2 separate regions of the Homo sapiens genome follow, and region 1 is linked to region 2. The links are chromatin loops, found by intact Hi-C in ENCODE. Cell type or tissue: ascending aorta. All regions are shown on one strand. Links, peaks and the distances in the headings refer to the core of each region. The heading gives the core; the rest is flanking DNA. Region 1 holds the start of PRRX2 (paired related homeobox 2). Region 2 holds the start of LOC124902284 (a long non-coding RNA gene).

Region 1 (12,378 bases), core at 2,784-10,783, 63 kb after region 2:
CACAGAGAAGGGCAAGCCGGTCTAAGCCCCCTGTGCCAGGCCCCCAAGCTCCACCCAGATGATCTACTGGACAGAGGAGCAAGAGGTCCTGGAACCACAAATAATGAACCAACCCTCCCTGGCGAAAAGAAGGCCGAGATGCAGGCCACTGTCCCGCCCTAGCCACGCTGGGAGGCCCAGCAGTTCCCAAACGGAAGGCCCCCTGGGCACTCAGCCTCTCACTCACTCCTCCTCCCTCCCTGCTCCCCGGCTCCTGCTGAGACATGATCATCTGAGGGTCCAGGCACCAGGCCCAGCTCAGACCCAGGCTCAGAGACCCCACATCCCAGGGAGACACGCCCATCATGGGGTTCCTAAGCCTGAGTCAAATCATCTCAGTCGGGAGGGCCTCCCAACCCTTGTACGCCATCTCCCACTGTTCAGGTGGTGAACGAGGCACAGAGAGGTGACATGACACCCCCAAGGTCACACACGGAGAGGAAGGCAAAAGCAAGGACCCCAACTGGAGCATCCCAGCACCCCAAAGAATGCTCACTGACTGCATGACTCCCCTTGTCCCAGGAAATAGAGAAAGGGGAAGGAAGGGGAGAGGGGAGGGGAAGGAACGCAAGCTGCCTTTCAAAGGCTGGGCTCTGAAGGGACCCCTTTGTCTCTTCCTCCAAAGCCTGGCTCTGGTCTTGTGATGATGCCCTGTTTCAGCATCAGTTACAGGGAGGCCGGTTAAAAACCGAAGTTAGCCGTGGAAAACAGTATTATGGACCCTTAACACATTTAAAGGTAGGGCCGGGCACGGTGGCTCAGACCTGTAATCCCAGCACTTTGGGAGGCTGAGACGGGTGGATCACCTGAGGTCAGGAGTTCAAGACCAGCCTGGCCAACAAGGCAAGACCCTGTCTCTACTAAAAATACAAAAATTAGCCAGGTATGGTGGCACGCACCTGTAATCCTAGCTACTCGGGAGGCTGAGGCAGGAGAATCACCTGAACCCAGGAGGCGGAGGTTGCAGTGAGCGGAGATCACACCACTGTACTCCAACCCGGTCAATGGAGCAAGACTCCGTGAAAAACTAAAAAATAAAAAAATTAAAGGTAGAACTACCATAGAATGCAGCCATTCCAACACTGACTAGATATCCCAAATCATTAAAAGCAGGGACTTGTATACATCCACGTCCACAGCGGTGCTGTTCACAGTAGATGGGAACAACCCACGTGTCTGTAGATGGGTGAACGGATACAATGTGGTCCATCCGTACAGTGGAATGTGATTCGGCCTTCAGAAGGAAGGAGACTCTGACGCATGCTACACGGGTGAGCCCTGTAGACGTCACATTAAGTGAAATAAGACGGTCACAGAACGGCAAATACTGTAGGATTCCACTTACATACGAGATCCCTAGGGTAGTCAAATCCACAGAGACAGGAAGCAGACTGCTGGGTGCCAGGGGCTGGGGGAGGGGGAATGCATGTTCAAGGGGGTGCGGTTTCAGTTTGGGAAGATGAGAAAGTTCTGGAGATGGATGGTGGTGGCGACTGCACGACAATGTGAACGGACTTAATGCCACCGGACAGCATTCTTGTAAATGGTGAAAATGGTCAATCTGATGTTAGGCATCTTTTATCGCAATAAAAAATAATTGAAGGTAGGTCTGCCAGTCTCTTAACTCAGTCTCTTAACTCAGGCCCTGAGCTGAGCCCTGGGGACCCCCACCACAAACCAGACCCACCCCTATGAACAGATGCACCGACAGCCCCTCGAGGGCTCCCACCTCACCCTGCCTTGCCCCGTGCCTTAGATGCAAGCACTTCATCTTCCGAAATCTCTGGAAAATGAATCCACGTGGGATCCCAAGGTTTCTCCTGCAGTGAATCCTGGGGTTTTCCAAAGCAGGTACCAGCCCTGAGCACTGGCCGCCCAGCCTTCCCTGGCCAGAGGCCTCACCCCTGCCTGGCTCTAGGGGCTTTGTTTATTTTCCCAGTGTGTCCACGTCCCCGTTTCCACTCTGCCCACAGGAGGGAATGCTTTAGAGAAAATCTCAGTTATTAATGTGGTTTCTTTTGTTGTAAGTCATTGCAAAGGCAGCAAACCAGGGTTTGTTTTCCTAACGTGCCTGGTGCAGCCCTCAGCGTTTGACTGGCGAGGAAGGAACCCGCGACCCTGGTTTGTTCTGAGTCACTGGCGAAGCCACGGTCTTCCCGGCCATTTCTGGAGGGAGCCTGGTCTTAGAAAGTCATTGGCAGTAGCGGGCTTTATCTACTGGTGGCTTTGTGCAAACAAAAATTTTTAAATTAAAAAAAGTTTGAGCCTGCTATCCCAGCAGATTGAAGACGTATTAATTCCTAACTCATTGGTGTCCCCCATTAACCCTTATTTTTCTTTCTTTCTTTCTTTTTTTTTTCTCCTGCCTCAGCCTCCCGAGTAGCTGGGATTATAGGCGTCTGTCACCACACCTGACTAATTTGTGTAGTTTTAGTAGAGATGCAGTTTCACTATCTTGGCCAGGCTGGTCTTGAACTCCTGACCTTGTGATCCAACTGCCTCAGCCTCCCAAAGTGCTGGGATTACAGGTGTGAGCCACTGCACCTGGCTAACCCTTATTTTTCTAATGGGGGCACTCCCTCTTTGGTGCCATCTCTTTCTTTTCTTTTCTTTCTTTCTTTTTTTTTTTTTTTTTTTTGAGATGGAGTCTCATTCTGTTGCCCAGGCTGGAGTGTGCAGTGGTGCAATCTTGGCTCACTGCAACCTCCGCCTCCCGGGTTCAAGGGATTCTCCTGTCTCAGCTTCTCCAGTAGCTGAGATTACAGGCATGCACCACCACACCCGGCTAATTTTGTATTTTTAGTAGAGATGGGGTTTCACCATGTTAGCCAGACTTGTCTCAAACTCCTGACCTCTAGTGATCCAACCACCTCAGCCTCCCAAAGCACTGGGGTTACAGGTGTGAGCCACCGCCCCCGGCCAGACCATCTTTCTTTGGACCTGAAAACAACTCCAAGAGCCACAGGAAAACCCACCTCCAAGCATGTCTGGATCCGTGGTGAGGGGACCGGGCTCCTGTATGTCCAGGACTGGAGGATGATGCCGCAACCCAAGACTCAGCCCACTGGCCTGGGGTCTGCAGTCCCGGCAAGCCCAGCAAGGTTTGGCTGCCCACTTTCAAAGGGTCGATGATGGGGAAAGAAGGATCCCATCTCCCCCACCTTTGGAGCCTTCAGGACTTGGGAGTCCACAGCAAGTGGCAGTGGTGGGGCCGCCTGACCCAGATGGATGAGTTGGAAACTGGCGCCTGCCCTGCAGTCCCCTCTCTCCACCTTCTGCCTGTAGACCCAGATCCGGGCCACACCCCGGGCGGAGCCCAGGGACTCTCCCTGCCAGGGCTCCATCGTCCTCAGGGCAGAGCTAGGCAGCTTCCAAGACGGACCAGCCCACGAGCGCCTCCTGGAGCCTGGCCCAGACCCCACCCCACCTGATCCCACACCCAGTGTGTCCCAAGCATGCCTGGGTACTCCCAGTGTGCCAATGCCCCTTCTTAGGAGAAGGCCTGGAGGCCTCATGGGCTCTCCAGGAGGGTGGCTAGCCCCAGGGAGCTGCTGGGGAGACCCACTGCACACCCAGCTGCCTGGAGGCTGCCAAGGGCCTTGTCTAGGCGCCCACATCCCCAGCTGACACTAGCTGTTCTGGGATCCCCGGGGAAACCCGCCACCAGAGACCTCCAACACCGTGTCCGGGAGAAGCACGGCCTTCCCTGGCTGTCCCCACAGCAGGGGTAGGTCAGAAATGGGCAGGCCGTCCCCTGGCCAGGACTGGAGTACGAGACACCCTGGCCCCCTTCCTTCCCTCCTCACCCCTCTCTCCTCTCCCTTCCTTCCTCTTCCTCTGTCTCTCCTCCCTCTCTCTCTCCTTTCCTTGCCTTCTCCTTTCCTTCTTTCCCTTCACCTTCAAGTTGTTCCTCCTTCTCTTCCCAACCCCTGGAGTCTCCCTTCATCAGGGTAAACCGGGACCTCTCCTCTGTCCTGGGGTTGGGGGACCGGCTCAGAGCCGCTGAGGTCCTCAAATGACCTTGGGCCGGCAGGGCATTCCCCCAGCACAAACCAGAGGGCACCTGCTTTCCTCCGGGCCAGAGTGGACATCTCCCTCCCCTTTTCTACTGAGGAGCTAAACCCCAACTCCTGGGAGGTCTGCTGGCTTCACACTCACCCCGGAGGGTGCAGCCAGTGGCCAGTCCACTGTGGCCAGTGAGTGGTGGCCGCTGCCATGAGGGAGCCAGTGGCTTCATCTCAGCCACAGGCTGGCAGAAGGTGCCCCGTGAAAGGCAGGCGTGTCGCAGGCGTCCTCGTGGACGCACATGGATTCAGACTAGGCTGCAGCCACCTCTGTTTTCCCTGCACCTCCTGTCTCTGAAAAGCCAAGGAACGCAGCCACCAGCCTGGGCACCCTGAGACCTGGAGGCTGGTGCCGGGAACAGGGTCCCCCGGGGCGGGTGGGAGGGCTGCTGGAGTCAGGCGGGCACACTTCAGGGGCCCAGAGCCCCCAGCAGGCCGGCCCATCCCCAGAGCTAGGGGACAGGGGCCTGGTTTCAGATCACCGGGCCCCCATCCTTAGTGTGTGCTGAGCCGCGAGGACTCCGGTCCTCCCCTCCCCCACTGAACCGTCCGGGGCTGGGGCCTTTGCTTTTTCTCCATCTTCTCCCCGTCCCTCCCCTTCTTACCAAGGGCTCAGGACCCTGCCATCCTGTGTCACTTTTTGAAAAAGGCCACTTGGGTGGGTTGTTTGTTTTTAAAGCCCCTTCCTGATGACCTTTGACCTCTGCCGGGGAAGAGAGGCCTGGCTGGGCCGTTCCACCGAGGCAGCTGCTCCCGGGGCAAACTGGAGGGTGGGGGGGGGTGGGCAGGCACCCTCGCCCCCCAAAGAGCCCAACTTAAGACCGAGGAGGAGCTGGGGCGGCGCTAGCTCGTGCGGGAGGGGGCGGGTTTGAAACCCCAACGTGCAGCTCAGCGGCTTTGCCCGACTCAGGTCTCTGTTTCCCCAGTTGTAACCCGGCAGCAGCCACACCCACTTCCCAGGCTGTTCGGGAGCCGAATACTGGGGAGCGAAGGCAGCGCACTTCCCCGTGGGGACGCACCCCAAGACCCGAAGAGGGTCCCCCTCCCCCAGCCCAGAGTGCTGGTCAACCGCCGTCCACCGTCACTTACACGCGCCCCCAGAAGTCCTGCCGCCGACCACGCGCCCTGCATCTTCGCCCGCCCCGCGCCGGCTCCCCGGACCCCGCGCCCCGGCCCCGGCCCCGGCCCCGGCCCCGCCACCCCCGTCCCTGGCCGGCCGTACTCACCATCCTGCGGCGCCGCCTCGCTGCCGCTGCTGCCCCCGGACGGCTCCCGTGCTGCGCCCTCCCGCGCCTCGGCCCTGGCCCCGGGGCGCGCCGCCAGCCGCCCGGCCGCCGCCACCTCTTCCAGGTCCAGGAGGTGGCTCACCGAGAAGTTCTTGCGCGCCTGGGCGCAGTCGCCGGGCCCCAGCGCGGGTGGAGGCGGCGGCGGCCCCGGGCCCAGCGCCGGCTTGTCCAGGGCGAAGGCGGCGGCCGCGCTGTCCATGCCCGCGAGCGGCCCCGGGGGGGCCGGCGGGGGTCTCGGGCTCGGGTCCCAGGAAGGGTCGCGGGCGCGGGTCGGAGCGAGAGCCCCGGCCGCCCCGCGCTCTGCCCAGCTCCCGCCGCCTCCTAGCCTCGCGGCCCGCCCGGCGCTGACGTCGGGGAAACAAACTTTCCGCCCTCCCCTTCTCAGCCACGGCCGCTCGCTCCGGAGCCGCTGGTGCACGCGCTGCGCCGGCCACACGCCCCTTCTTGAAGCAAACCTCGCCCCCCGTCCTCTCCTCCGCCCTCTCCTCCCCGCGCGCCTCGCCCGCCCCCACCCCGGCTGCTGGCGCTGGGGGCGGGGAAGGGGTGTCCTCCCTTCACCCTCCCCACCCACTTTTTAGGGAGTGGGAGGTTCCGTGTTTTGTCGTTTTCCATCCCCCAAGTATCTGGGAGGTGATGGCAGAGGGATTCCCCCCTTCCCTTTACAATCGCCTCCGCAGGTGGAGGGGGCGGCCCAGAGACGAAGGCGACGAGCCCCCCACTCCCAGCTCCAGCCTCACTCGCCTCAGCGCCCCCAACAACGGCCCCGCCCGCCCGCGCTGGCCGACAGAGCTCTGTGCACACCACCCGCCCCAAGGCTGTCTCTCCCAGCAGGCAGCGCATCCTCAGGCTCCTGGGGTGTACGCGACCCCCCACCCCGCCTCTCCCCCGCTGCTCCCTGCCAGGTCCCCCACACACACCCACACACCCGGTGCCCACCCCCCAGGAGGCCCCAGGCCCTTCCCCAAGGAAAACCAAGCGGAGAGGCAGGCGCTTCGTTGCAGAATTCCTGGCGCACACACAGAGGACAGCCAGCCTGAGACGGGTGACAGGAAAGAGAGAGGCAGACTTAGGTGTCCGCTCTTGTTTCAGTTTTGTTTTTCAATGAAAGCACAGAAAAGATGTGCGGAGTGAGCAGACCTGAGACCCTAAGCCCCCCGGATGCCACTGCTCTTTCTCCAGGACAGCCGCTCACCGGCCCGTCCCTCTGTCGCCCTGCCCTCACTACGAGGCATAAAGTCACATCAGCCAAAGTCGCCTACCGGAGGAAGCCTTCAGCACATCCTTTCCCTGTTCCCATATGGAAAACCGGCCCGCACACATCCCTGAAAGCCTGCGGACCATTATTTTTATTTATTATTTATTATTATTATTTATTTTTATTTTTTTGAGACAAGAGTCTGGCTCTGTCGCCCAGGCTGGAGTGCAGTGTCGTGATCTCGGCTCGCTGCAACCTCCGCCTCCTGACTTCAAGCGCTTCTCCTGCCTCAGCCTCTCGAGTAGCTGGGATTACAGGTGTGCATCACCATGCCCGGGTAATTTTTGTATTTTTAGTAGAGGAGGGGTTTCACCATGTTGGCCAGTCTGGTTTCCAGCGTCTGACCTCAGGTGATCCACCTGCCTCGGCCTCCCACAGTGCTGGGATTACAGGCGTGAGCCACCGCACCCAGCCGGGAACACTATTTTTAAGGAAAGCCTAGCAATACATTATAATACATTAATCCTCACAGCGTGTGTTGTTTGTGTCCGCCCCCACCCCCTCCCGCGCTGGAAAGGAATCGACTTCAAAATGAGGCCGAGTAGGCCGGGCACAGTGGCTCACGCCTGTAATCCCAGCACTGTGGAAGGCTGAGGTGGGTGGATCACCTGAGGTCAGGAGTTCGAGACCAGCCTGGCTAACATGGTGAAACCCTGTCTCTACTAAAAATAATAATAATAAAAAAAATTAGCTGGGCATGGTGGCAGGCGCCTGTAATCCCAGCTACTGGGGAGGTTGAGGCAGGAGAATAGCTGGAACCTGGGAGGCGGAGGTTGCAGTGAGCCGAAATCACGCCATTGCACTCCAGCCTGGGCAACAAGAGTGAAACTCCATCTCAAAAAATATATATAAATTAAATTAAATAAGAAATAATAATTTAAAAAATGAGGCCGAGTGTCCCTGAAGTGTCTTTAGCCACAGCAATCCGTGCAGGTGCACACATGGGTAGGGAGGGTTTGGAGATGACGGGGTTCTCCGTCCTTGGACCTCTGCTCCAAGGAGTGTCCAGCAAGAAAGGCCAGCAAAGAGGCGCCAGTCTCCCTCATCCTAGGCGGCTGGGAGGAGCCCAGTCTGGGCACCAGGGCATACCCAGTGCTGCCCACAGTGTGTGTGGCTGAACCACTTTCTGAGGAACCGAGCAGGGTAGGGCCACTACTGGGCTCAGGATGTCTGGGAGGACCCTGCCCCTGCACCCAGCAAAACCCTCAGAGTGGAGGGGTCTTACCCAGGAAAAGCACAGCCCACTGAGTAGAGGCTTCATCCCAGAGGCAGAACAGTTTTGTGTTGGAGACAGGGTTCCAGCCCCAGCTATGCCCCTACTGCCATGTGGCCTCAAATTCAGCACCTTGGCCGGGCGTGGTGGCTCACGTCTGTAAGCCCAGCACTTTGGGAGGCCGAGGTAGGTGGATCACCTGAGGTCAGGAATTTGAGACCAGCCTGGCCAACATGGCAAAACCCCATCTCTACTAAAAATACAAAAATTACCTGGGCATGGTGGCATGCACTTGTAATCCCAGCTACTCGGGAGGCTGAGGCAGGAGAATCGCTTGAACCTGGGAGGAGGTTTCAGTGAGCCGAGATCGCGCCACTGTGCTCCAGCCTGGGCAACAGGAGCAAAATTCCATCTCAAAAAAAAAATCAGCACCTCCCCTCTCCAAGCCCCAGCTCCCTGACAGTGGAAGGCGCCTAATGAAGAGCCTGTCTCCTGGGCACAATGGGGACTCCATAGTAGGTGAACTTCTGGGCCCATGGCCTGGAACACACAGAGGGTACTGTTGACATTGGCCTGTGCAGTCAAAGGGCCTGAGGGATCATCTAGATCATTCCCTTGGAAGACAGATGGGAAAACTGAGGCCAAAAAAAGGTGAAAGCTCTTCTGGAGCTGGGAGAACCATGGAAATTGTTTGGTTTAAGCCCTTTTGTTTTACAGATCAGCAATGCGAGGCCCAGAGCTGGGAAGCGCAGTGTTCCGATCTCTCGGCATGGCCAGTGGCCACAGTGGCTTCTTCCACTCACTCCTGCAATTACTCATCCTACACATGTTGAGAGGTAACTCCATCTCTGTAGCATGATGGCTGTCTGGCACCAGCCTCCTGGGTGCAGATCAAGACCTTGCCTGAGCTTTGAGCAATCTATTTAGCCTCTTTCTCTTGGGGGCCTTAAATGTAAAATGAGCTGACTGGGTGTGGTGGCTCAGGCCTGTAATCCCAGCACTTTGGGAGGCTGAGGTAGGAGGATCTTTTGAGCCCAGAAGTACAAGACCAGCCTGGGCAACATAGTGAGACCTCATCTCTAGAAAAAAAAAGTAGCTGGTGTGGCAATGCATGCCTATAGTCCCCAGCTACTTGGAGGCTGAGATCGGAGGATTGCTTGAGCCTGGGAGGTTGAGCTACAGTGAGCTGTGATGGCACCGCTGCACTCCAGCCTGGGCAGCAGAGTGAGACCCTATCTCTCTTTTTTTTTTAATTTAATTTTATTTATTTATTTATTTATTTTTAGTATTTATTGATCATTCTTGGGTGTTTCTCGCAGGGGGGGATTTGGCAGGGTCATAGGACAATAGTGGAGGGAAGGTCAGCAGATAAAGAGACCCTATCTCAAAAAAAAAAAAAAAAAGAAAGAAAGAAAAAGAAAAAGAAAATGAGCTGTTAGGAGGATTAAATAAACCAATGTATAAATAAAGGACACCTGGTACCTAGTGAGCATTTAATACATGTTAACAATGATTATTTTTTAAATATCTGGCTGGGCGCAGTGGCTCATGCCTGTAATCCCAGCACTTTGGGAGGCTGAGGCGGGCAGATCACCTGAGGTCAGGAGTTTGAGACCAGCCTGGCCAACATGGTGAAACCCCATCTCTACTAAAAATACAAAAAATTAGCTGGGTGTGGTGGCGGGCACCTGTAATCCCAGCTACCCAGGAGGCTGAGGCAGGAGAATTGCTTGAACCCGGGAGGCAGAGGTTGCAGTGATCCAAGATCTCGCCATTGCACTGCAGCCTGGGCAACAAGAGTGAAACTCTGTCTCAAAAAATAAATAAATACATAAATACATAAAACAAATAAAATAAACATATGTTCTGAGAAGTAGACAGGGCAAGGATGGTGAACTCGGACTGTGCAGCTGAGGGACATGGGTATGAATCTACCCACTGCCATTTACTGGCTGCGTGGCCTTGAATATGTCACTTGCCCATCCTCCCTGAGTCTGTCCCATCGTCTGTAAAATAGGAATAGTAGAGGAGCCAATCCAAAGGGTTCTTGTGGATTTACCATCATTATTGTTGCTGCCTATTCCCTTGCCCAGCCTGGGGATAAGGGCTGGGGTTGGGGCAGGGATGGAAGGGTGGGGCAAAGGGCATAGACTGCTGCACTGTGCAATAAGACAAGAAAGCAATAAGACAAGAAAAAGGGATGAACTAAAAATAATTCGAATATATCTTTGTAGCTTATCTCTATATATCTAGAGAGATGAAGAAAGTTCTATAATATACAGTCCTACATATAGTTTTATGTTTAGGATTGTATACTATAGTCCTATGTTATAAAAGTGGAAGTATGTTTACCTCCTGTTTTATAACCTGCTGAGCATGAGCGTCAGCTCTGATCCAGCCTGGGAATACACCCAAGGAAACTCCAGGGAATCCCAGGAGGGCAGAACTCAGGGACTCATCACCCCAAAGGGATATGGCTAAAAATAAATCATTTCATGATGATTTTGATAAATCTGAGAGGCTAACCCAGAAGAGGAAATGGAGGGCAAATAGGATTCCCATTCAGAACCTCTCAGATCAACTTGTGGTTACTGAGCCGGGCACTGCAGCCAGCCAGGGAGAAAGGGAAGGGAAAGAAAGAGGGCCCCTGCTCACCAGATGGGATTCGCGGAGAAGGAGCTGATTATTCACTGGTGGTTCCATTTGAGGCTAAGTTCTAGGTCTGACCTTCAGTGAAAACTCATATTTGCCCCAGTCTCAAAAGCTCACATGTTAAAAATGAAAAGGTAACTTTTCTTATTGCAAAAGTAATATGTTATGGTTGAGATTTTAGAAAGCATCATTAGAATTAAGAGAATAAAAATCACCTATAACCCATTCCTAAAAGGCCTTAACACACACACGAGGCGTTCAAGACTTTTTCCTTTTTTTTTTGAGATGGAGTTTTGCTCTTGTTGCCCAGGCTGGAGTGCAATGGCGTAATCTCGGCTCACCACAACCTCTGCCTCCCAGGTTCAAGTGATTCTCTTGCCTCAGCCTCCCGAGTAGCTGAGATTACGGGCATATACCACCATGCCCAGCTAATTTTTGTATTTTTTAGTAGAGATGGGGTTTCTCCATGTTGGTCAGGTTGGTCTTGAACTCCTGACCTCAGGTGATCCGCCCACCTCGTCTTCCCAAAGTGCTGGAATTACAGGTGTGAACCACTACGCCCGGCCACTATGGGCTTTCGTTAAGGCTCCTAAACTCTTTAGGCTTCAGTTTCCCCATTTGCTTTTTCCTTTCCTTTTCTTTCTTTCTTTCTTTGTTTTTTTTTTTTGTTTGTTTGTTTTTGTTTTTTTTGAACAGGGGGTCTCACTCTGTCTCTGTCATCCAGGCTGGAGTGCAATGGCACAATCTCGGCTTACTGCAACATCTGCCTCCCAGGTTCAAGCGATTCTCCTGCCACAGCCTCCGGAGTAGCTGAGATTACGGGCATACAGCACCACACCCAGCTAATTTTTGTACTTTTTAGTAGAGACGGCGTTTCTCCATGTTGGTCAGGCTGGTCTGGAACTCCTGACCTCAGGTGATCCGCCCACCTTGGCTTCCCAAAGTGCTGGGATTATAGGCGTGAGCCACCGCGCCTGGCCACACCGTTATTTTCTTAAGAATAAATACCTAGAATGGCCGGGCGCGGTGGCTCACGCCTGTAATCCCAGCACTTTGCGAGGCCGAGGCGGGCAGATCACAAGGTCAGGAGATCGAGACCATCCTGGCTAACACGGTGAAACCCCGTCTCTACTAAAAATACAAAAAAATTAGCCGGGCGTGGTGGCGGGCGCCTGTAGTCCCAGCTACTTGGGAGGCTGAGCCAGGAGAATGGCGTGAACCCGGGAGGCGGAGTGTGCAGTGAATCGAGGTCGCGCCACTGCGCTCCAGCCTGGGCAACAGAGCGAGACTCCATCACACACACACACACACACACACACACACACACACACACACACACACACACACAAAGAATAAATACCTAGAATAGGCTGTGGTGGGCAAATAATGACCTTCCAAAGGTGTTTATATCATAATCCCTGGGACCCATGAATGTGTTAAAGGGGAATTAAGGTAACAGATGGAATTAAGCCTGCCTATCGGCTGACTTTAACACTGGAGAATTGTTCTGGATTATCTGGCTGGGCCCCATATAGTAATCACAAGTGGAAAAGGGAGGCAGCAGAGTTGCTGTCGGAGTGATGTGATGTGAGAAAGACTCTATTGGCTGTTGCTGGCTTTGAAGATGGAGGAAGGCAGCCACAAGCCAAGGAACGCAGGTAGCCTCCAGGAGCTGGAAAAAGCAGGAAACAGAATCCAGAAGGAAATACAGCCCCGCCAGCCCCTGGATTGTAGCCCGGGACTTCTGACTCCAAGAAAGCTAAGATAATCAATTTGTGTTTTATTTATTTATTTATTTATTTTTGAGACAGAGCGAGCACTCTGTTGCCCAGGCTGGAGTGCAGTGGCACCATCTCAGCTCACTGTAAC
Region 2 (12,252 bases), core at 2,873-10,872:
GTGAGATCTCATGTTACAGAAGCCTTCATTCCCACCCCACACACCTTCTTAGGAGGAAGCCCATGGCAGGTGATGGCAGCTGTGCCCTGCCCACCTGGGCTCCCCCATCTCTCGTGACAGGCCCACCAAGGACCTCCTGGGGCTCCCTCGACAAACAGGTTAATGAGTCTAATGTCTCAAGGCTTCTGAGAACCTCCCTGGTGCGTGAGGACCTTGAGGGTGAGGATGAGGGCAGGCAATGATGACAGTGGACAGAGGGACCTGCTGTTCACCGCCTTGGATGCTGGTCTGCGAGGCAGGGATCGAACCTGGGGACCCCCTGGGAAGGCAGAATCCACAGGATTGAGGGGATTCCTGGGCCTCTGTGTGTGTATCCTGGGAGGATGCTGCGGTTGGGAACAGGTTTCCAGGCAGGCCAGGCTGGAAGGTTGCACTGTTTCTAATTCAAGGCAGTCCAAAGAGGGATTATCTGTTGGGGCTGGTAAGAATCCAGGCAGGCTTCCCAGGAGAGGCATCGCTTGAATTAAAACTTGTTTATGTTTTTAGGCTGGGTGCAGTGGCTTACTCCTGTAAATCAACCCCAGCACTTTGGGAGGCCCAGCCAGGCTGATCATTTGAGACCAGGAGTTCGAGTCCAGCCTGGCCAACATGGCAAAACTCCATCTCTATTAAAAATACAAAGATTAGGTCGTGTGCAGTGGCTCACGCCTGTAATCCCAGCACTTTAGGAGGGTGAGGTGGGCGGATCATGAGGTCTGGAGATCGAGACCATCCTGGCAAACATGGTGAAACCTCAGCTCTACTAAAAATAACAAAAATTAGCTGGGCGTGGTGGGCGGGTGCCTGTAATCCCAGCAACTCAGGAGGCTGAGGCAGGAGAATCGCTTGAACCCGGGAGGCGGAGGTTGAAGTGAGCCGAGATCGCACCACGGCACTCCAGCCTGGGTGACAGAGCGAGACTCTGTCTTAAAGAAAGGCTTGTTTAAGTTTCTGAACTTGTTAATTATATGTACTTGCAAGTAATGGTCGATGTCACAGGTTTAGAAACTACAGGAAAGCTCACAAGAGCTCACAAGAGAAACATCAACCCCTCCAGGAATCACCATGCGGAGGCTGACCCAGGCCGGGCTCCGGGCGCTCTGGGACTCCTGTTCAAGCGCCTTGCAGTGAGGCCCTGGGTCACTGCAGTACCTCCCGACTGGATCCCTGAGTCTACCCTGGGCCCTTACGGTCACTCCCCACCCAGAGTCAGAGGCCCCCATCACCCCTGTGTGCGAAGCCCTCAGGTGGCTTTGATCCTGCTTGGAGGAAGGCCAAGTTCTCAAGAGGCCAGCAAGGTACCTCGAGGTCGTCAGTGTGCAGACCCCCTTTACCTTCTGTGTCTTTATCTCATTGCCCGTGTCCCCCTAGGATGTGCACTTGAGGGGCACCGGGATTTCGGTCTGTGCCGTTCTCTGCCGTGCCTGTGTCCCCGGCTCCTGGGGAAGATATGTTAAGTGAAGAAACGGATGTGAATGATGAGTGTGTACATGCACGTGTGTGTGGATACAAGCAGAGGGCCACAGGGAGGTTCAGGTTGTTTTTTCCCCCACCGGACCAAATTGAAGACTATATTCAGGATGGAATTCCACAGCAAAAGATATTTACAGAGGGCTTCTCAGCATCGGGGAGACGCCAGTGTGTCACAGCGGTGAGTGCTGTCTGTGCTCGGGGCTCACAGCCTTGAAGAGACACCTAAGACTTGCTTTTTTTATCATCGCTTGAGAATTTCCTTTGATCATACATCTGCATGTACTCCTAGGGGTCTCGGTGGTCAGTGGCATGAACTGTGACAGTGCCCTTGCACGGTACATCATCATCCTGGAGACCCTCATCATTTATTTAATCAGCCCTCGTTGTTGGATAATTGATTCATCAGGGTGCATGAGCACATGCCATGCTTTCAATGGGCGTCTTCGTACATCAATCTCTGTGCACAGCGGATGCAGGACAGGCGAGCCTCAAAGCAAGGCTTAGCCCGTGATGGTTCTTGGCTTTGCCCAGGAAATAATTCAAGGGCAAGCCATGGTAGAGCAGAAGAAAACAGCTTTATTGAAGCAACGGTGTCACAGCTCCGTGACTGCTCCTGCAGAACAGGGCTACCCCCACAGGTAGAGAGGGGCAGCTCAGGGCAGTTTTGCGGACATATTTATACCTACTTTTAATTATATTTTAATTAATGTAGATTAAGGGGCAGTTTATGCAGAAATTTCTAGGGAAGGGGTAGTCACTTTTGGGTTGTTGGGTCATTGCCATGGAAATGGGGGGTAACTCCTGGGTGTTGCCATGGCGATAGTAAACTGACATGGCACACTGGTGATCTGTGGTATGGAAAGCTGCTTCTGCCCCCGTCCCTGTTTTGGCTAGTCCTCAATTGGTCCGGTGTCTGAGCCCCACCTCCAGAGTTGAGTCCCACCTCCTACCTCACAGCCATTTCGTTAAAGTATGTTTCTTTCTCTCCCTTCCTTCCTTCCTTTTCTTTCCTTCCTCCCTTCCCTCCCTCCCTCCCCGTCTCTCTTTTCTTTTCTTTTCTTTTCTTTTCTTTCTTTCCTTCTTTCCCTCCCTCCCTTCCTTTCTTTTCTTTTCTTTCTTCTTTCTTTCTTTCCAAGACAGGGTCTTGCTCTGTCATCCAGGCTATAGTGCAGTGGCACAATCATAGCTCACTGCAGCCTTGACCTCCTGGGCTCAAGTGATCCTTCCACCTCAGCCTCCCAAATAACTGGGACCACAGGCATGCACCACCACACTTGGCCAATTTTTTGACTTTTTTGTAGAGACAAGGTCTCGCTATGTTGCCCAGGCTGGTCTCAAACTCCTGGACACAAGCGATCCTACTGCCTCAGCCTCCCAAAGTGCTGGGATTACAGGCGTGAGCCACTGTGCCCCTCCTAAAATATGTTTCTAGAAGTAAAACTGCTGGGTCAAAAAGGCATGTCTGTTTGGGACGTGTAGTACATATTGTCCTCCAAAAAGATGGTTCCAATTTGGACAGGATTTTTTAGAGTGTTGTCAATTTTTAGTACCTAAGTAGAGAAATTTACAAGTATATATATAAAGAATAGGGACCACCCAGAATCCCACCTCCCTGTAAAAAGTCACTGGTCACATTATCGTTTATGACTTTCCAGATTCTTTTACTATGCATGTTAAACATATATAATGTCATATGGATATATGTGGATATATATATCTAAAAGAGAGAGTGAGCCTGGGAGGTAGGCAGTGTTTCTCCACCTCTAAGCCCCTTTTGATGATGTTATTGTGATGGTCCCTAGAGATGCAGGTTTGAGGCCACCCAGCTGACGGTGGCTGCCCCCTCAGTATCTACACCAGCCAAGAAGAGTTTGAGTAGCTTCACTTTTAGAAGTTTGAATTATGAAACTAGGGCTTTTTTTTTCCATTTTCCAAATATAAAATTATAACACGGAGTTATATATATTTTTTATTATGTTTGCTGACTGTCCAGAATTGAACTTGGCCAGGCGCAGTGGCTCACGCCTGTAATCCCAGCACTTTGGGAGGCCCAGGTGGGTGGATCATTTGAGACTGGAGTTCGAAACCAGACTGGGCAACATAGTGAAACCCCATCTCGAAAAATAAATACAAAAATTAGCTGGGTGTGGTGGCGCATGCCTGTAGTCCCAGGTACTTGCGAGGCTGAGGCAGGAGGCGGAGGTTGCAGTGAGCCCAGATCATGCCACTGCACTTCAGCCTGGGTGACAGAGTGAGGCCATGTCTCAAAATAATAATAATAATAAATAAAAAAAAATTTAAAAGGTGACACTACATTGTAACCTCATTGGAGTGGATTTTTGCTGGCAAAGGGGTTGGATGGGAAGCTGTTGCTACAGGGAGACAGGGAGGAGGGATACAATGGAAAGAGGGGACCGAATTGTTAGGATTGTCTGAAGAATCTGGCCAGGTGCAGCAGCTCACGCCTGTAATCCCAGCACTTTGGGAGGCTGAGGCGGGCGGATCACCTGAGGCCAGGAGTTTGTGACCAGCCTGGCCAACATGGTGAAACCTTGTCCCTACTAAAAATACAAAATGAATCAGGCGTGGTGGCAGGTGCCTGTAGTCCCAGCTACTCAGGAGGCTGAGGCAGGACAATCGCTTGAACTTGGGAGGTGGCGATTGCAGTGAGCCGAGATTGTGCCATTGCACTCCAGCCTGGGTGACAAGAGCGAAACTCTGTCTCAAAAAAAAAAAAAAATCTGGGTAGGGACGAGGCGGGGTTAAGGTTGGATGGTGGCACTGTAGACACCTGGCCTGGGTGATTGATCTTTGCTGCAAGGGCCCTGGGGAGCCAAGGGAGGCTCTAGGCAGGGAAGAGACATGATCCGTGATCAAGGCTGTGTTTTAGACAACTGGCCTGTTGACTGTGCAGAATGGCCAGGAAGGAGATAAATAAGACAAGAGGCTGTTTACTGTGGACTGGCAGGTAATTAGAGCAGGGGCCTACCATCCAGTCTGCTCTGTGGCAGGTCTGGGGGTTCCCTGGGTGTCCCGTGGGCCAAGGGAGGCCAAGCTCAAGGTGAACTTTCTTTTCTTTCTTTCTTTTTTTTTTTTTTTTTTTTGCGGGGGGGAGACAGAGTCTTGCTCTGTCGCCCAGGCAAGAATGCAATGGGGCAATCTCGGCTCACTATAACCTCTGCCCCCCCGGGTTCAAGCAATTCTCCTGTCTCAGCCTCTGGAGAAGCTGGGATTACAGGTGTGCACCACCACGCCTGGCCAATTTTTGTATTTTTAGTAGAGACGGGGTTTCACCTTATTGGCCAGGCTGGTCTCCAACTCCTGACCCTCAGGTGATACTCCCGTCTCGGCCTCCCAAAGTGCTGGGATTACAGGTGTGAGCTACCGCACCAGCCAAGGTAAACTTTCAAGCTTCATTCCCACCTGTGTTAGTTTTTTATGGCTGTGTAACAAGTTGCCAGTTTAAAACTATACACGCTTACGATCATACAGTTCCTGTAGGTCAGGAGTCTGGGCGAGGCTCAGCTTGGTGCTGTGCTCAGGACCTCCCAGGGCTGCAATCGAGGTGTCATCCAGGCTGAGTCTCACTTGAAGCTCAGTGTCTTCTTCTAAGCTTGTTTGAATTGTAGGCAGAATTGGGCTCCTTGTGGTTCTGAAACTGAAGCCCTCAGCTCCTGGCGGCCTCCCCCTCCGCAGGCACTTCACAGCATAGCTGTTTGCGTCTTCCAGCTCAGCAGGAAAGTGGCTGTCTGCTTGGAATCTCTTCTTTCAGGGACAACCTGGATCTTTCAAAAGGCTCGCCTGATTAGGTCAGGCCCACCAGGGAGAATCTTCCTTTTGCTTACATCAGCGTCAACTGAGTGGAGACCTTAATTACATCTGAAAAATCCTTTCACCTTTGCCGCACTCTATTTGTCAGAAACAAGCCACAGTTTCCGCTCAAGGAGAAGGGATTACACAAAGGTGGGACTACCTGGGGTGGGAATCACAGGGCCATCTTTTTTTTTTTTTTTTTTTTTTGAGACGGAGTCTTGCTCTGCAGTGCAGGCTGGAGTTCAGTGGTGTGATCTTGGCTCACTGCAACCTCCACCTCCCGGGTTCAAGCGATTCTTCTGCCTCAGCCTATCGAGTAGCTGGGATTACAGGTGTGTGCCACCACGCCTGGCTAATTTTTTGTATTTTTAGTAGAGATGCCATGTTGGCCAGGCTGATCTCAAACTCCTGACCTCAGGTGATCTGCCTGCCTTGGCCTCCCAAAGTGCTGAGATTACAGGTGTGCGCCACTGTGCCCGGCTAATTTTTTGTATTTTTAGTAGAGATGCCATGTTGGCCAGGCTGGTCTCAAACTCCTGACCTCAGGTGATCTGCCTGCCTCGGCCTCCCAAAGTGCTGGGATTACAGGTGTGAGCCACTGCGCCCGGCTGGCAGGGCCATGTTAGAATTGTATCTGCCACACCGTCTCTCTTTTGAGTCCCCCTTCTGATTTCAAGGTGCTCATTCCTGACTGCCTTATATCCCAAGCTCAATCCATTCCCACTTTTTCTAAGGTGTGAACTAAGAATTAAGAAGTTCTTGGAGAGCCATTACGCAGTGGCTCACACCTGTAATCCCAGCAGTTGGAGAGGCCAGAGCGGGAGAATCACTTGAGTCCAAGAGTTTGAGGTTATAGTGAGCAAGGATCTCACCACTGCACTCCAGCCTGGGAGACAGATGTTCTCAAACACACTGTTTCCAGTACCTCCACTGACCAGCAAGTATCCAGAGGACACATCTAGCTCTGTGTGAGGCACCAGGGGGACACAAAACACAGGGAAGAAAGCACTTTTTTTTTTTTTGAGACGGAGTCTCACTCTGTCACCCAGGCTGGAGTACAGTGGCATGATCTCAGTTCACTGCAACCTCCGCCTCCCGGATTCAAGCAATTCTCCTGCCTCAGCCTCCTGAGTAGCTGGGACTACAGGTGTGCGCCACCACGCCTGGCTAATTTTTGTATTTTTAGTAGAGACGAGGTTTCACCATGCTGGCCAGGCTGGTCTCAAAATCCTGACCTCGTTATCCGCCCGCCTCGGCCTCCCAAAGTGTTGGGATTACAGGTGTGAGCCACCAGTCCCAGCCAAAAGCACATTTTTTTTTAACCTTTGAAGACCTTATTATGTACTCGAGGCTGTTACATTGGCCTGCTTTCTTTTTAAAGATTGTTTTTTCTATAAAGTTATTTTAAAAATATGGAGACTCGTGGATTGTGAGTCACCATAAAATTTAAGCTAATTGGCCTGGCAGAGCGGCTCAGCCCTATAATCCCAGCACTTTGGGAGGCCCGGGCAGGTGGATTGCCTGAGGTCAGGAGTTTGAGACGAGCCTGGCCAACATGGTGAAACCCTGTCTCTACTAAAAATACAAAAAGTTAGTTGGGTATAGTGGCGCAGGCCTGTAGTCCCAGCTACTCGAGAGCCTGTGGCAGTAGAACCAATTGAACCAGGGAGGTGGAGGTTGCAGTGAGCCGAGGTTGTGCCATACTCCAGCCTGGGTGACAGAGTGAGACTCAGTCTCAAAAAAAAAAAAAAAAAAAAAATTAAGCTACTCACATTTTGGCTTGTGTCTTTCCAGATTTTTTACATTGCACGTATAAAATATGTGATAAACACTGATGTGCACATTGCTTCCCCCGCCCCCCGATTTTGAGATTTTGATTATTTTTCAAAGTAGAGCTTAGAGACGGGTTTGCTGGGGGAAAGCATGTGAATATCTTCACGGCTGTTGGTTCCTGTTTCCTAAGGCTTCTGTAAACGCTGTAACCCCTGCTGGTGGTTTGGGATTTGCTTGTTTCTTTGTCTTTCCAGAGGAGGCTGGGTCAGGAGCCCGTTGCCAGCCCTGGAGATCTCCCAGGAGAGCGGAGAGGATGGGGTGTGTGCGGCCACATCGCGGGAACCCAGTCCAGGGCCCTGCAGCGGCCCCACGGCGCCCCCCAGGGGCGAGAAGCAGAGGTGCAGGAGCCGGAGGTACCAAGTTGATTTGGGTCCCCAGCTGGGGCTCCTAAGGCTAGTGGACATCAAAGGAACGGGGGAAGAGCCTCTGGACCGGGTATGCCGGGTCTCTGGACAGAGAAAGTGCCATTTCACCCCAGGAAGGGGAGTACGTATATTTTCTCAAACTCCATCCCTCACCCTGTGCTCCTCCACCGTAAACACTGAGGCACCCATTTATGGGCGGGAACTTTGTGCCAACAACCCTATGCAGTGGGTTCTGTAATTATCCCCATTTTACAGACAAGGAAACCAAGTCCCCGAGAAGTGCCTTGTCCAGGGTCACAGGACCAGAAACTCTAGTCTTTATTTCTCTGGTTTGGGTTTTTGCAAGAGCTGACTGTCTTTCCTTCAATCTCTCTCTCTCCTTCCCCCTCCCTTTCTCTCTCAAGTTCTTTTATTTCACATAAAAAAAAATAAAAGCAGAGACACGCAATGCCCTCTCCCAAACTCAAGCTCACTTGGCCAAATGGGCAAAGGCAGCAAGTTCTTCAGCCCAGGGCAGGGCCTTAGGTACCTTGTCCTCATGGAAAAATGATACCCTGGGATGGGTGCCCAGGAAGCTGCCCACACAGCCCTGCAATTAGGGCTACAATAGCGACAGCAGTGTTTGAATATTTTCTCTTTTATAGGGAGGGCTGCCTCGACCCCTCCCTCAGCTTCCCGGAGCAGCATGTGTAAACGATTAAGCTGGTTTGTTTTCTCTAGAGCGTTCGGAGGAAGTGACATTAACATCCTCATGGTCCAACGGCAAGGCCAGCACCTCCGTGGGAAGGTCCCCGTTTTTTTCTGAAGCTGGCCTTCCTGGGACTGGCCTCCCAGGCCCCCACCTGGTGTGACCTCATCACTGCACAGGCAGCCTCAGCCTGGCGATTCTTCAGGGTGCCCTCCCTTTGGGTTGAAAAGTAGAAAGGCCTGAGATGCCTGCACCAGGCCTGGAGCACTGGCCAGGGGCCTGGGTTGGGGGGTCTGTCCACTCACGAGCTCCCAGGTTAGTGCTTCCTGGGGGAAAACAGCCTGCTCTTCCCGGCTGCCCGTGAGTGCTCTGCTCTGGGCCCCCATGCTCTGGACCAAATGCGGGCACAGATCCCCCAGATGGGGAAAGGGAGCAAGCTTTGTGCCTAGGAGGACACTCAAGCCAGGTTGGACCCCAGCTCTTGTCTGGGTGGGAGGACAGGCCTGCATCTTCCAGAGGCTTCCACCAGGCAAGTCCCATGGCCAGGATCTCTTCTTCCTGGTCACTCCTGTGTGTCTAACCCCAAACCAGCTTTTTTTTTTTGGCAGAATCTCACTCTATCAGGCTGGAGTACAGTGGCCTGATCTCGGCTCACTGCAACCTCCACCTCCTGGGTTCAAGTGATTCTCCTGCCTCAGCCTCCCGAGTAGCTGGGATTACAGGTGTGCCCCACCACGCCTGGCTAATTTTTGTATTTTTAGTAGAGACGGGGTTTCACCGTGTTGGCAAGGCTGATCTCGAACTCCTGATCTCAAGTGATCTGCCCGCCTCGGCCTCCCAAAGTGCTGGGATTACAGGCGTGAGCCAACGTGCCCAGTCTGCAAACTGGCTTTGAAGGCTCCCAGTCTCCCCAGCCCATCACCAAGTCACCAATTCCTGTTTTTTTTTTTTTTTTTTTTTTTTTGCTGCATCCGAAACATCTCCCAGCTCCACCAACTCTGTCCCCATCTGGCCCAGGCCACAGCCCCTCCCACCTGGACACCCGCCCTGGCCTCCGCAAGGGGCTGTCTCCTTCACTCTTAGCCCACGGTCCCTCTTCCTCATGGAGGCTCAGGGCACGTCCCTCCACCAAGCAAATCCCCTCCATGGCTCCCCACAGACAGGGTGACATCCAAACATCTAGTCCCGGCCACACAAACCTCGTTTGAGCCAGTTCCTGTTCCTCTCCACCTTCACCCGGCACCAGGAGATCCAGCCCGGGAACAGCTCCCACTGGCCCAAAGAGAAGCTTCTGGCCTGCCCCAGGGCTACACTCATGCAGTCCCCTCAGCCAGAAACACCGTTGCCCCTCCCCCCTCTTTGGTGAACTCTTCATCCTCTCAGGCATACCTCCTCCAGGAAGCCTGCCCAGATGCCTTCAACAAGGTTTGGGGCCCCGTCTGTGCTCCCTGGGCCCCTGCAGCACCCCCTCATAGCCTTAGTGGTGCTGTAATTATTCCTTTGTCTTTGCCTCCTCATAGCATGGCGCAGCCTCTGCGGCCAGGAACCTTGCGTTTCATAATATTTTCTCAGTGCAAGAATGGCAAATGGAGGTCCAGAAAGCACTTACCCGAGGCAGAGGCCAAACTGAGCCAGAAAACACAAATCTGACTCCCCCTCCTCCCCCAGTCCAGGGCACAGGCCTGGCCCTCACAGTCAGGTGGGGCTGAGCAGCTGTAGACCTCAGCAGAACTCCCCCTCCCCTCCACCCCAGCCCCCACTGGTGCCCCAGGCTCTCCTGCTGGTCAGAGGCCCTGCTGCGGCCAGGGAGGAAGCCGTCCAGCCACCGAAGGAAGAAGTCACACAGCGACCGGGCGGTCACTCTTCCCCAGGTGTGTTTGCACATCTGAAGGGGCCACGTTCTGTGGTGGAAATCCGGATGGAGTATGGGGAAGAGTATTCAGGGGTGTATTGGGGGCAGGTGGGAGATGGTCCTCACTTTATTCACAAGTGTAGCTGCTGTACCTTCTAACTAAAGTGGGGGCCAGGCACAGTGGCTCACGCCTGTAATCCTAGTACTTTTGGAGGCTGAGGTGGGTGGATCACCTGAGGTCAGGAGTTCAAGACCAGCCTGGCCAACATGGCGAAACCCCATCTCTACTAAAAATACAAAAAATTAGCTGGGCGTAGCAGCGGACGCCTGTAATCCCAGCTACTTGGGAGGCTGAGGCAGGAGAATTGCTTGAACCCCTGGAGGCGGAGGTTGCAGTGAGCTGAGATCGTGCTGCTGCACTCTAGCCTGTGCGACAGAGCAACACTCCGTCTCAAAAAAATAGAATAGATAGATAAAGAAAGAAAGAAAGAAAGAAAGAAAGAAAGAAAAAGAAAGTAGGTTGTCCCCGTGCAGACTACTCATGTGTGGAGCCCCATGGCTGGCACTTTAGGGGCATGGTGACCCTGCATGGGCAGGGCGGGATACTGGAGAACTGGCCCAGCTCATTGACTCCATCGAGATTCCTTGCTGTGCCATCTGCCACCCCGCCACCCCAAGGGCCAGGGTTCCCACCACCATTGCCCAGGGCTGACCGTCTTTGTGCCCTCTGGGATGGGGGAGTGTTGTCCTACCTCCCGGGGGCTGGACTGGGGTGACTTTGAGCAGAAAGGCTCTCCTGACTTCCCTGGTGGGCGTGGGGACAGGTAGAGGGACTGGCCTCAGACCATCCCTCACCCCTGTTTTCTGCAGATCCCTCGTAAGTGGTGTCACTGGCTGGTGGCACCCTCAGTTACTGGCTGCAAATGGGTGGGTTGAGGGACTTGAGTCTTCTGCTGGCCTCAGCTGTCCTGGGAGCCTGGCCGGGACCTACAGTCTGCACCTGTTTTCTGGGCCATTTCCTCAGCCCCTTCATGGTTAAATGGCCGGAGAGATCCCACGCCTTCTGTGTGCCCAGAAGCAAGGGACTGAATGTCCTTCCATCTGTCCCACACACCCTCTGGCCAGTCTAGGAATCCATGATCACCCATCCTGCCCCGCAATAGGATGGGGAGACGATCCCTGCCCAGGTTCACACAGCAAGGCTCTGCCCAAACATCTGGGTGTCCCCTTGGGACTCAAGATGGGAGATGGGGTCTAGGGTGGGTTTCTGTCCTCCTCTCCCACCCCCCCAGCCCCCATTTCTGGGGGCCCTGCAGGGTGACAGAGGACTTCATTCCCGGGAACAGTACAGATATGAGGGCAGTGGGCCTCCCATGGCTGCTGGTCTGAGCCAGGCCGAGGCGGTCTCCATGCCTGCTGCAGGCCAGAAAAGGGCCCAGGAAGGCCATCCAGCCCTGTGGGGTCCCAGCTCTCATCTCAGCCACCAACATTGTTTGCGGCCCTTACCCACCTTCCTGCAACCTTTTGGGGCTTAAAAAAATGGTTTTATTTCTTAAAGACAAAAGCTTTTTGGTTTTAATACACAAACTAAATGAGGTCCTTGGCAGGCTCTTCCACCTTCCGGCCCAACCCCTCCAAGGGTTGTGGGCTGCAGTCTCTGGTGGCCAAGGACAGAAGAGCTGGGCCCGGCTGCAGGGGCCTCAACAGCCTCGTGGGCTCGGGAGTCCAGGCTGGACAGACGGGCCAGGAGAGCTCATCCAGGAGAAGGTCACTTCCTGGGCGTCTGCCCCCTTTTCTATTGCTGTCCACCCAGGGAGGCGTCTGGGTCCTGGTGGGACTGGACTTCAGTTCACCGTAGGCACCTGGCTGTGGTGCAGGCTGAACTCCTTGGCCTTGAGACGGAGGCTGGCGATGCTGTTGGCCATGTTGACCCCTGGGGTTGCGGGGCCTGAGCTCCCAGGGCTGTAGGGTGGCACTGTGCTGGGGGCGACATGAGACACAGGTCACATGGGTGCGGTTGGCTTCTGGGTATCAGTGCTCGACCCCAGCCTCTGGTCCTGCCACCCCCCTCCTTAGCTTGCTCTCCTGGGCAGCCTTCACCCAGGACTGGGGGTGATTTGGAGCTGTAGGGTTTGGGCAGGAGTCAGAAGTCCCCCCAGCTCAGTGCTGGGACACAGGAGCCTCCATAT

Evidence for each region. A loop is a pair of places that touch in the nucleus more often than their neighbours do. Peaks named below come from ENCODE experiments on the same cell type or tissue, not always from the same donor. Only the 100,000 strongest peaks of a DNase experiment are listed, where the experiment ranks them.
Region 1: it touches region 2 in a loop (2.7-fold over the local background); 17 of 110 quality-filtered maps call a loop at or near these places.

What each region holds. Positions count from the first base shown.
Region 1 is chr9:129,659,078-129,671,455 of GRCh38, reverse strand. PRRX2 (paired related homeobox 2) reads right to left here and starts at 5,809. Exons shown (of 4, transcript NM_016307.4): 1 at 5,330-5,809. The coding sequence starts at 5,588. RefSeq lists enhancers at 1,297-1,796, 1,797-2,298. In ascending aorta, for the core only: no CTCF peak of the experiment used is centred there; DNase peaks (open chromatin) are centred at 3,352 and 5,824; H3K4me3 peaks cover 3,943 bases; H3K27ac peaks cover 4,287 bases.
Region 2 is chr9:129,722,008-129,734,259 of GRCh38, reverse strand. It overlaps LOC124902284 (a long non-coding RNA gene), which reads left to right and starts at 7,393. Exons shown (of 2, transcript XR_007061815.1): 1 at 7,393-7,511; 2 at 7,928-7,971. It overlaps PRRX2 (paired related homeobox 2), which reads right to left. Exons shown (of 4, transcript NM_016307.4): 4 at 11,586-12,043. The coding sequence ends at 11,908. RefSeq lists a silencer at 7,316-7,509 and an enhancer at 9,049-9,548. In ascending aorta, for the core only: a CTCF peak has its summit at 7,488 (motif pointing left); DNase peaks (open chromatin) are centred at 7,479, 8,209, 8,289 and 9,537; H3K4me3 peaks cover 1,790 bases; H3K27ac peaks cover 4,562 bases.